Regions from separate parts of the Homo sapiens genome. Here region 1 is linked to region 2. The links are chromatin contacts, found by POLR2A ChIA-PET in ENCODE. All regions are on one chromosome and are shown on one strand. Each heading gives the region's core, a stretch centred on a gene start or an enhancer-like site at or near the end of the contact. The rest is flanking DNA. Distances are from core to core; before and after follow the strand shown.

Region 1 (2,700 bases), core at 124-2,623, 3.5 Mb after region 2:
CCCAGGTTCAAGCGATTCTCCTGCCTCAGCCTCCCAAGTAGCTGGAATCACAGGCATGCATCACCACACCTGGCTGATTTTGTATTTTTAGTAGAGACGGGGTTTCACCATATTGGTCAGGCTGGTCTTGAACTCCCGACCTCATGTGATCCACCCACCTCAGCCTCCCAAAGTGCTGGGATTACAGGCATAAGCCACCGCGTCCGGCTGAGGTCTGCCTTTTAACAGAGCACTGGAGTACACTATTATGCACACTGACATTTGAGATAGCATCTATGGCTGAGGCTGTCTCAGCTCTCAGCCTTCCCACCCCAGCTTAGAAAAAAGGAACAGAGGATACCCCTTCCTCTGGGATGAGAGGGGAGAGAGGAAGGATACTAAGAGTCACCATCTGCTGAGGTGAGGAGGGTGGAGGCATGAAAAAGCAGTAGTGCATCAGCCAGGGTTGGATAGAAAGCCTGAGTAGTTTTGAAGATCCAATTAGTGTTATAAATGTTCTTTGCAGAGCCAATAAGCATTTTCATGTGAATTTCTCCAACAAGATAAAAGAATGGGGTAACTATGCCTAGGGATTGACCTGCTGGCTCTGACCAAGTCATAGGTGTTGGGGCTCAGACACTGATGCCCCAAAATACAGCATTTTGACATTCCAAACTGAAGAAGCTTCAAGGTGTCTCTGACATTCCTGCATCCCACATTCTCTTTCAAAGGCTTTATCTACCAAAGATCGAGACCCACCAGGGGAAAGAATTGTTTTTCCTTCCCCTCCCTGTAAGACCGGGAATGTGGCCACACCTGAACAGAACCTTTCACAGGATGACATACAGGTTAATCTCTGTTCCCCATCCCTTTTCCTTGGTAATCTCAACCAAATTCCTTTTCTGCCCCCCTCCCATAACCTGTTTTGCTGGGATGGTAGTTAAGCTTCTGAGTCACTTGAGGGGTGGGTAAACATGTGAGTCTACTTGCGTACATGTTAATAAAACTTATATGCCTTTTCTCCAATTGATCGGCCTTTTGTGAGTTGATTTTTTCAGAGAACCTTCAGATGGCAAAGGGGAGGATTTCCTTTGGCCTCTGCATGGGAAACAGGGACTCCAGGGTGTTCATGAGAGTATTGCTGAAATTGGGTTCTTGAGGTCCCATCTGGCCGAGGAGCCTATGAAGCCAGGATGGGAAAGATGGAGTGGGGTGAAATCAAGGAACCACCTACAATGAGAATAAAGGGCAGGATCTATAAGAATAAGGAAGTGGAGAAGTGAGTAAATAGAAAGGCTATAGTCCAAGATTTGGAAGCCTTGATCTTACAGGTGGAGTATTTCCAGGTAGTGATAACGTGCAAGGTGTGGTGCCTGTGTGTGGTTGGAGTGTAGTGGAGGAGTGTTACCAAGGTCATCCACCTTCTTGAAGCCACCCAGCAGAGGCAGGCCTGGGAGGAAGGCAGCAATTGTGGCAAGAAAGGAAAAGTCCTGGAGGTCAAGAAATGAGTGGCAAGGTTAGGGGTGAGAGGGAAGAGTGAAGCCCTGAGAAGTGAGGTGATGGACAGGATGTGGCCTGGGAGAAACGTTTATTTGGGAAAGTGATGACTATCCTCTCTTTGTCCTGGGAGTCAAGGAAATTTGGCAAACAACCACCCCTGGAGTGGGTTTATGAGGGGTGGGATTTTGAAGCAAAAGCCAGCTTTTCATTAGACAAGTAGGTAGAGAAAGTGTAAACAAAAAGTGATAATATAGGAGAATTACAACGGGTCAGGAGTTCAGAGGCTCATTGGAAGGAGTGAGTAGGCTTGGGGTATGTTTAAGGAGGGCTGGTTAGCAGGATGGAGACAGATGACTTTATATGAGTTCTGGGGGGGTCAGGACTTTTACTAGAGTTTACTAGGAAACCAAATCCACTGCAGAAACAGGCATAGATTTATGTAACTGTGGTAGGGGCCCATTAGAGATCTTGTGTTACTGATTTACTAATTGTGCTACTGATTTATTACTAATTCATTAGCTGTGACATACACTTTCAGCAAGTGACTAAAACCTTATGACCCAGAGTAAAATAATTTTATATCATGACCCAGGTAGCTGTGTGATATGTGTAATAAGTGGGCGTGTGTGTCTAACTAAAGATTCACCGAGCAACACTTAACTTCTACTATATGCAACAGCCTCTTATGTTTACTATTCTGTTCTGTTCTAATTCATTTTCTAAGAAAATGCTGGTCATGAACCACTGTGTTGATTTTATGATCCGTTAAAACATTACAGGTCAGGCATGGTGGCTATAATCCCAGGACTTTGGGAGGCCAAGATGGGTAGATTGCCTCAGCCCAGGAGTTTGAGACCAGCCTGGGCAACATGGTGAAACCCTGTCTCTGCACAAAATACAAAAAAAAAAATTAACCAGGCATGGTGGTGCACGCCTGTAGTTTCAGCTACTTGGGAGGCTGAGGTAGGAGGATCACCTGAGCCTGGGAGGTAGAGGCTGCAGTGCACAGTGATCACACCACTGCACTCCATCCTGTGTGAAAGAGTGATACCCTGTCTCAAATCAAAACAAAATAAAACATTACAGCCGCATTTGAATAAAGTGCTTTACACTATCTTGAGCATGTTTTGGTAATAGTTATGTTCTGCATAACAATATCCCATAAGATTATAATGGGGCTGAAAAATTCCCAATCAAAGCATTACTCACGTGTTTGTGGTG
Region 2 (2,700 bases), core at 139-2,638:
CTAGATGGCTGAATTTTTTAAAAAGTTCTTCAGCATCGAGAAAAATCCAGTTAGACCGATAGCTTAGAGAGCTGTAGCTTATTTCTAAATTTGACTTTCCCTAAAACTAAGTGTAAATGTCAGTGATATGAGGACTTTTTAAAGAAACAAAATAAAGAAACAAGATACACAAAAATAGAGCAACTATGGCCAATCTTGTTTCATCCCTTTTCATCTATGACCTTACTCATACCCCTATCCATAATAAATGACTTTCAGCAAATCCTAGATGTTCTGCATCCTATATCTTTCTAACAGATATTCTTAAAAAGTATGACCACAATACCATTATCCAATTATTCCTTGTTCAACAAGCACTTACAATTTCATCCATGTGAAAGGCACCTCATGATTTTTACTTGAGGATGAAGATAATTTCTCATGAATTCTCATTGTTTTAAGTCACCTGAAGAGGTGTGATATGCTACAATAAATCTATTTGTAGGGCTTGGCTTCAAGAACTGAAGATTCTGGACCTAGCTGATCTGGTGACAGTGAACTTGAGACCTCTAATAGCGTTTAACTATTTTTTTTTAACTTTTGGAAAGCAAGGTGTAGGAAGGGGATTTAGTTTTTCCATTAGGTCGTGGCATGTTAAGACTTGTTTCTTTTTCCAAAATGTTCAAGTTGCTGAAGAGAACTATGGACTATGGGTCAGGAAGTCCGTCGGTTTCGGGTCACATTCCGCTCCCGCAGGCCTGCGGGCCGCCCCAGCTGGTTTGTTCCCGGCGTGTTAGAGGTCAGAGGCCGAGGCCGCACTCAGTGCCTGGGTCTCGCGCAGCTCCAGGGCTCTCAGGCGACACTGGGCGTTTCCTTTCCGGCTTCGGAAAGTTTTGTTTTGGTTCAAGGAAAGGCGCCCTGTTGACCAAAGGCTTCTCAGTCTCCTCCGGGTGGCCAGCGGCCAAGTTTCCTCCAGCCCAGCGAGTCCAGACTATAGTCCGTTCGAGATCCTCGAAGGCCGGGGAAGCGAGTCTTGTGAGGAGAGAAAGCGAGTGGGCAGCCAGCCTGCCGACTCCACTGCCGCTGGCTGGCCCTTCTCTTCCCTCTGTCCCTGGGCCAGTGCCCGTCGCACCACAAACAGTGCGAGCAGTCTCCCCGGTGACTCCTCAAGGACCCAGTTCTCCACCATTCCTAAGAGAACACTCAACCCAGCCGCGCCCGGGATGCAGAGAGATCTACCAACACCCGAGAATGGGGACAGGGCGCATGCGCACACCGTGGCCGTGGCGTCTAAGTGCTCGCCCAGCTGCGGCAGCCGCTAGGTGGCGCATGCGCCCTGGAAGGTGCGGGCCGGTCTCTGGGAAGAAGGCGGCGGCGGCGAAAGGCGGGGGTGCTGTGGGGGCCGGGCCGTGTTTACACAGCGGCGGGCGGGCGCGGACGCGGAACCCGGCGCGGCGGCGGCACGATGGTCATGGCGTATTTCGTCGAGAATTTTTGGGTAAGCTTAGGATGTTGGAAGTCGTGTGTTTCGAAGTCCAAGGCTTTTGGCGCCTGAGCTTGGCCTGCGTGCGCTTCGGGCGGCGGCGGCGGCCCCTCCGGCAGGGCGAGCGTCCTCCTGCCGCGTCCCGCCTGGGTGAGGTCCGGCGGGCGACCGGTCGCCAGCCTATAGGGACTCCCGGGCTCGCAGCCCTATGGGGACGGGGGCTGTCACCGCGGCCCGGGGGCCCGCAGCGGGGCCGCCGGCCACCGGGGCTGGGACAAAGCGCCGGATGGGGCGGGAGACGGGACCCAGCCCCACCGGAGGCTCCCGGTGCCGCGCTCCGCGCGGGGCGTGCGCGGCAGCTCGGACGCGAAGGACGGGCCCGCGGCACAGCCGCCTCCCGCTGCGCGCTGGCTGGGAGCGCCGGGCGGTGGGGTTTTGCCTCCTGCCCTCACCGCGGGCCCCCCATCTGAGCGATCCCTTTTACCTCTGACGGTTTCCACACCAAATCCAGTGCGGGGTTGGGCTGGACTAGCACTTCCTCTCAGCCTCGCAGCTCGGCTCGTGGGTTTGCGCCCAGGACTTTGCCTCTGGGCCTGTTCACAAAGCGTTTAAAAGTTGGATTTAATGTAACTGGACTCCTTGGGCTTAAATGCATGGAGACCTCCCCCTACTCTGTGCTCCTTCCCCTTCCTCATTCTTTCCACCCCTTGTCTTAGCTCAGTATTAGATTCTTCTTTGAGAATTTCTCCGGCTCCCGGTGGAGTATTTTTCTGCAGTTATTGTTTTTTTTTTTGTAATGGGAAGTACAGTTCAGCCATGTACAGGAAAGGAACGTGTTTACTCAGGTATCTTTCGTGAATCCCATTTTATGCCCTGACAGTTGCAAGTACTGCAGGTCCATTTTCGTTGAGATTTAGACATATTTAAAGGGGTAATCTTTTAGCTAGTAAGGAATGTATGTTAAATTCTTAATTCTAAGTGCCTCAAGCATGGTCTTGGTTAGTAATCAGATCAGTTCATAGTTATTTATTTGTCTTGAATGTACCTTGTTTTCCACAAAGAACGTATATACTAGACCTTAGGTGTTTTGTTTTTTAAACAGCTTTATTGAGTTCACATTTCCGTACCAATACACTCATTTAAAGTGTAGTACAATTCAGAGGTTTTTTCATATGTTCATAGAGTTGTGTAAACATCACCATATCAGTTTTACAACAATTTCGTTATCCCAGAAAGAA

The links. ChIA-PET counts read pairs that join two places held with the same protein, here RNA polymerase II (POLR2A).
Region 1: POLR2A ChIA-PET joins it to region 2 with 13 read pairs in PC-9. The contact joins the enhancer-like site here to the promoter of FCHO2 in region 2. POLR2A ChIA-PET finds 5 or more read pairs at or near these places in 2 of 52 experiments (H1 and PC-9).

Annotation. Positions count from the first base shown.
Region 1 is chr5:76,474,803-76,477,502 of GRCh38, forward strand. The region is part of intron 2 of IQGAP2 (IQ motif containing GTPase activating protein 2); the gene reads left to right. Among named protein-coding and RNA genes, the nearest start is that of IQGAP2, 73 kb to the left of the region's middle. Within about 2 kb of position 1,374, at least 2 of the 41 ENCODE cell types and tissues checked have a DNase peak (open chromatin) inside an H3K27ac peak, as active enhancers do.
Region 2 is chr5:72,954,653-72,957,352 of GRCh38, forward strand. It overlaps FCHO2 (FCH and mu domain containing endocytic adaptor 2), which reads left to right and starts at 1,389. Exons shown (of 26, transcript NM_138782.3): 1 at 1,389-1,477. The coding sequence starts at 1,445. It overlaps FCHO2-DT (FCHO2 divergent transcript), which reads right to left and starts at 1,232. Exons shown (of 2, transcript NR_186392.1): 1 at 362-1,232. RefSeq lists a silencer at 1,282-1,981.